2 separate regions of the Homo sapiens genome follow, and region 1 is linked to region 2. The links are chromatin loops, found by intact Hi-C in ENCODE. Cell type or tissue: Caco-2. All regions are shown on one strand. Links, peaks and the distances in the headings refer to the core of each region. The heading gives the core; the rest is flanking DNA. Region 1 overlaps FAM184A (family with sequence similarity 184 member A). Region 2 overlaps FAM184A (family with sequence similarity 184 member A).

Region 1 (2,927 bases), core at 140-2,639, 67 kb after region 2:
ATTTTCTTTTTTCTGAATCATTTGAAAATAAGTTGCAGCTATCAGAACCCATCACTAAATATCTTAGTACATTGTTTCATAAGATCAAAGACAGTAGCATTATTATTCCCAGGAAATTTAACTTAATAGAATATTATCTAACACAGAGCCTATATTTAAATTCACCAAATTATGCCAATAGTGAAATCTACAATAGCTTTTCTTTGTCAATGAAGATCCAGTCAAGGATCCCACATTGTATTGAGTCGTCATATTCTTTGTCTGTTTTAATATATAGTTTTTTTTTTTTTTAAAAAAACCTTTGCTTTTTGTTTTTTTATTTCATCATATTAACATTTTTTAGAGAGCCTAGGCTGGATATTTTCTAGAATGCATATATTTTTATAGTCTTTATTTTATAGGTTTTTAATGTCAAGTTTCTCTTTGTGGAAATCTTACATTGTGGCTTCTCAATCCATCCTACCTACCACTGCTTACAGTATCTAATACATTATCAGGGCACATTTCATCAGTGGGCTTTTCCTATACTACCTTTCCCCCAACCCTATGCTAAACTAGTGTTCTTCTTCTGTAATGTCCGACTCAGTATTAAGAGATAAGAAAAAATATTAGAAAATGAATTTTGTTTACAAAAGGTTTAGTCCCTAAGACAAACCAACGTACTCCTGTGTGGCAAGCCCTTTAGGAGGGCTCGCCTGAGTAATAACAGCTGTCTCTGTGGACCACATGTCCTTTCTTTTCCTGAGTGGAGTTTGTGAGCCAAAGGTCAGAATTAGACTGTTCACAACTACGGAAGGATTTTTTTTAAAAGGCTGTGAGAGTGGAAGAAAAAGCAACTGGCCGGTTAGACATTTAAAGAGGATTTTAACAAAACCTTTTAACCCACTGTAAACCAAAAATAAAATTCCAAGTTCCCCAAAGAACTGAATGGACTCCTCCTCTTGGCCAAGAGCATTCCAAAGTTAACCTGATAAACTAGTTCAGGCTATGATAGGAAGAGGGGGTCACACATACCTCATTATACCCTCCTCCCACTGGAATTCAGGGACAGCTGACAAGAATTAACATTAAAACAATGATTTTAAGACTGATGAACCAGACTTTTTGTAGCAATAAGACACCAAATTCCAGCCAGGTTTACAGGACGCACAGCAAGCCCTGAAAGAAACTGAAGTATTTCACTCCAAAATATATTTATTTGACATATTTTGAAATGGCCCTGCAAAACTGTCTCTTGTGGGGAAAATCTACATTGTGTGGAGAATCCCCCTCCCTTTCCAGGTGTTCTCCCTGATCCGGGAGAGAATTAACTAAGAGTCTGGTATCTTTTTAGGTCTGATAAGAGCTCTGAAGCCTGCCACCTGGAGGCTTCATCTGCATGATAAAACCTTCGTCTCCACAACCTTATCTTAACCCAGACACTCCTAGGTCTTTAGGTAACAACGCTTTTAACCAGCTGCCAAAAAAAATTTTTTTTGAATCCACCTATGACCAGAAACCCCCACCCTGTCACCCTCCTTTCAAGTTGTCGCACCTTTCCCAATGGAACAAACGTACATCTTACGTGTACTGATTTATGTTTTATGCCACCCTAAAATGTATAAAACCAAGCTATAGCCCGACCACCTTGGGCATATGTTCTCAGGATCTCCTGGAGCTATGTCAGGGGACATTGGTCACTCATATTTGGCTCAGAATACATCTTTTCAAATATTTTACAGAGTTTGACTCTTTTCGTTGACACCATATTAATATAAAATATTGAGTCACTTATCTATTTCCTATTAATGACTAGAACAGGATCTACTAGAGAGATGCACTGAAGATCTGGAGTTCAACGTGAATAGAATGGGAACAAATGCTACCTACACAGAATAGTTCAGCCCCATAAATGATTCACGTCTTTTTTTCCCCTCGGTCCAGTGTCTTTTTTTTTTTAACTAGAAAGGAAAATCAAAAGACAAAAGCCATTCTTCGTACATTATGTAATCAAATGAATGTCAGCAACAGATGTGTGTCCAAATGAAACATTTACAAGACAGTTCACAAAAGGAGCTCATTTGGATTTTACTTAAGCCAAGGGCACTATAAAACTCTAATTTTAAAAGAACTTTAAAATCCAATTGCATTGGGAAATTGTCTTTAAAGATATATTTCCTCGCTGTATGATTCTATAATTATTGCTGGGAAATCTTTTGGAAAATATTGATAAAGTCTAATAATGTTGGAGGTATCTTTGTGTATGGTAATGTGGAATACATCTGTTTCCCCAGATTTAACTTGAATTCTCAAACAGCAAGCAGAAGTCCTACTATACAGCTATGATTCAGGATCTGTGCAATGGGATCTGTGCTACCATACTTCAACAACAACAAAAATCAAAACAACAAACATTTTGTGAATGCTCAGTACTTTTTTATATGCATTCTGGCAAAGAAAAGTATGAATGTTCTTAATCTTTCTCAAAATAGACCTGCTCAAAATAAAACATATTTTTATTTTGGCATAAAATATAATGGCAGACAATTTTTAGATAATATATATTAAGTGTCAAGCTGTATAGTACAGAATACTGTGACATGGCATAATAAGTTTTCAGTAGAAAGAACTGGATAAAGATTGCAGTAATTAGAAAGGCATAAAAGGGCAAAGTCAGTTGTCAAGAACTACGAGGAAAGCAACTTCAGTTAAGGCACAAAATGTGAATGATTTTTGTGGTTGGTGTGGCCCAATAATCCTGGACACTGAGAGAATGAGTGCCATGGAATGTCAGTTAAAGTTAAAAACTTCCTAGTTATTAATTTGTCCCTGAAATTTAACTGGAAAAAGTGTCTTTATAGTAATTTTAAGATTTAGAATCTCTGTATATTTTTCTGTTTGTATGCCTACAATGGTACTAGGCAATGGTTCTAAGACAGATTTTTTTC
Region 2 (2,927 bases), core at 310-2,809:
CTGAAGAAGTCACTCATTTTAAGTCATTCCAGAGTATTTGGAGAAAAGGTGAGCAGTATCTGGAGATAAGCTCTGCAGAAGAAATTATATGTTGAATGATACTAACCTGACAAATAACAGGTTTGATACTAGAAAGGCAGGCTCACTATTACAAGTGCTTATCACAATACAATACTGTGTGATAACACAAGGCTTGGTAACATATAAAAAGGACAAGAAACAAATACAGATGAAAGCAAAACAAAGGACACACATGTATGACGTCATTTTTTCCTGGTTTATAGAAAAGAAAGTTTAAAAATTCTATATTATCAGCCAATACATACAAACTGAAAAAAAGTTTCATCAGGTAAGAGAAGAATTATGTTCCCTTCTAAGCCTATTCTGTCCTGAATGATATGAGGTGGTAATAGGCCTGAATGCCTTGAACGTTAAAATATAGGCCACTTTTTATAAGCAGGTGACACATCCTGCTGAGTCTAAGAATATAGGATGGGGCAGACTGAAGAGAATACAAATGGAAACTGCTGGCTTAGTTTCAGAAAAAGCACTTTCAATTTTAGAAAATGCAAATACTTAGAACAATTTTAAAAATCTTGTTTTCAGGATATAAAGGATAGAACTTAAAATTTCAATAACATTATTCAATAAAATTATGGTTAATAAAGATTCTTAGAAAAAATTATTCACTCATGAATACTGAGTAACTTGTAGATGATCTATCTTCCAGAAATCAGTTATACATTCCTATTCCCACCCAAAACCCTAGAGAGGTACCTGAATCTCAGTGTATTTGAGTACCATAAAATCCCTCCAAAAACTCAGCCTAAGCTAAAGATTTGGAGATAACATATTAGGCCCTCTATCCAGTCCCCTGGCTAAAGTTCTCAATTAGAGTGTTGGGAGGTATGAAGGTGATGAGGAAGTGAGGAAGTGATTGTCTCAGGATCAGCTAGGACTTCATCAGATCAGTGCGAGGTAAGTTGTACAACAGGGGTGTCCAATCTTTTGGTTTCCCTGGGCCACATTTAAAGAATTGTCTTCGGGCACACAAAATACACTAACACTAATGATAGCTGATGAGCTTAAAAAAAAAACTCAATAAAAAAATCTTATCATGCTTTAAGAAAGTTTACGAATTTGTGTTGGGCCACATTCAAAGCTGTCCTGGGCTGCATATGGCCTGCAGGCCGTGGGTTGAACAACCTTGCTGTACAATGTGTTAAGTTCCACTATCTTTAACTTTTGTTCTTTTGTGACAATAGAGACCAAGTGAAAAATAATGTGATTTGTTAACTCAAATAAAGTGACCTTGCATTTTATCCCAATATGGCAGAGTTAACTCTTAAAGTATTTTATGGGCAAACATTAAGAGTCGAGAAATACTAAACTAGTAAAAGAAATGGCAATTTGGGTTTTATGTTGGAGAAACCACAAGAGGTCACTGGAGCACTTTCTTTTATCATTAAAAGCAAAGTACAAGATTTATGAACTGCTTCCCGCAGCTGAGCAAGAATACTTGGTATAAATGGTAGCTAAACAACTAAATTTAAAGCCTTATTTAAAACTATTATTTCTATTTTTTTGTTAATTGAGAAGTTAAGGTAAAGTGAATCTAAAGCAATCAGTTACAATCTCTGAACCACTTTTTTTTGCATAATAAAGGTCTATCCCTGAATCCAAATTGCAGTGTTTTTATTTAGCTTAAACATCCTTTGCCTACAGAATTATTATCAGTTAATCTTCTCTATAAAATATCTGATATAGTTTGGCTGTGTCTCACCCAAATCTCATCTTGAATTGTAGTCCCCACAATCCCCATGTGTCATGGGAGAAACCTGGTGGGAAGTAATTGAATCATGGGGGCAGTTATCCCCATGCTATTCTCATGACAGTAACTTCTCAAAAGATCTGATGGTTTTATAAGGGAAAATCATTTCCCCCCTTGCTTGGCCCTTCTTCTTCCTGTCACCATGTGAATAAGGATGTGTTTACTTCCCCTTCCGCCATGATTGTAAGTTTCCTGAGGCCTCTCCAGCCATGCTGAACTGTGAGTCAATTAAACCTCTTTCCTTTATAAATTACCCAGTCTCGGGCATGACTTTATTAGCAGCGTGAGAACGGACTAATACAATATTTTTACATCATCAAAAATGTTTAATAAGAAAAACACCTGGATATTAAATAGGAAAATATAATTGATTAAATAGAAAAAACATAATCCATATAAACACAAACAGGAAAGCATTAAAGGAGAGAACAAGTAAGTAATATGATATAGATTTAACTTGCAAATATATTTCATTAATTACTAGTCTTTCAAAATTTTTACAGAAAGAAAACTTGATACTATTCCGATATCCATTTCAAGCCAAGACTAGTCAATATTTTTCTTTTCTTCAGTTGCCGCAGGCAGCTCTCATAACCAGCACTGCTTCTAAAATTTAGTCCAGGTGTGAACAACTGGTGATACAGTTTTGTTTTGTTTTTTAATTATACTTTAAGCTCTGGGATACATGTGCAGAACATGCAGGTTTGTTACACAGGTATACATGGGTTTGCTGCACCCATCAACCCATCATCTACATTAGGTATTTCTCCTCATGCTATCCCTCCCCCTGCCCCCCACCCCGTGACAGGCCCTGGTGTGTGATGTTCCCCTCCCTGGGCCCACATGTTCTCCTTGTTCAACTCCCACTTATGAGTGAGAACATGTGGAGTTTGGTTTTGTTCCTGCATACACAGCTGTTTTTAAGTTGGTTCTTTAATCTTTCTAATCACAAGAAAAAAAAATTGTTTGGGTGTATATATATATAATATATATATATATATTTTTTTTTTTTTGAGATGGAGTTTTGTTCTGTCACCCAGGCTGGAGTGCAATGGCACAATCTCAGTTACCTGCAACCTCCACCTCCCGGGTCCAG

What was found. Peaks named below come from ENCODE experiments on the same cell type or tissue, not always from the same donor. Only the 100,000 strongest peaks of a DNase experiment are listed, where the experiment ranks them.
Region 1: a loop joins it to region 2, with 6 times the contacts of the local background. A loop is called at or near these places in 3 of 110 quality-filtered maps.

The regions. Positions count from the first base shown.
Region 1 is chr6:119,034,290-119,037,216 of GRCh38, forward strand. The region is part of intron 1 of FAM184A (family with sequence similarity 184 member A); the gene reads right to left. Among named protein-coding and RNA genes, the nearest start is that of MIR548B, 33 kb to the right of the region's middle. In Caco-2, for the core only: no CTCF peak of the experiment used is centred there; a DNase peak (open chromatin) is centred at 1,352; H3K4me3 peaks cover 205 bases.
Region 2 is chr6:118,967,178-118,970,104 of GRCh38, forward strand. The region is part of intron 14 of FAM184A (family with sequence similarity 184 member A); the gene reads right to left. The region is part of intron 1 of LOC124901389 (a long non-coding RNA gene); the gene reads left to right. Among named protein-coding and RNA genes, the nearest start is that of MCM9, 33 kb to the left of the region's middle. In Caco-2, for the core only: a CTCF peak has its summit at 1,440 (motif pointing right); no DNase peak of the experiment used is centred there.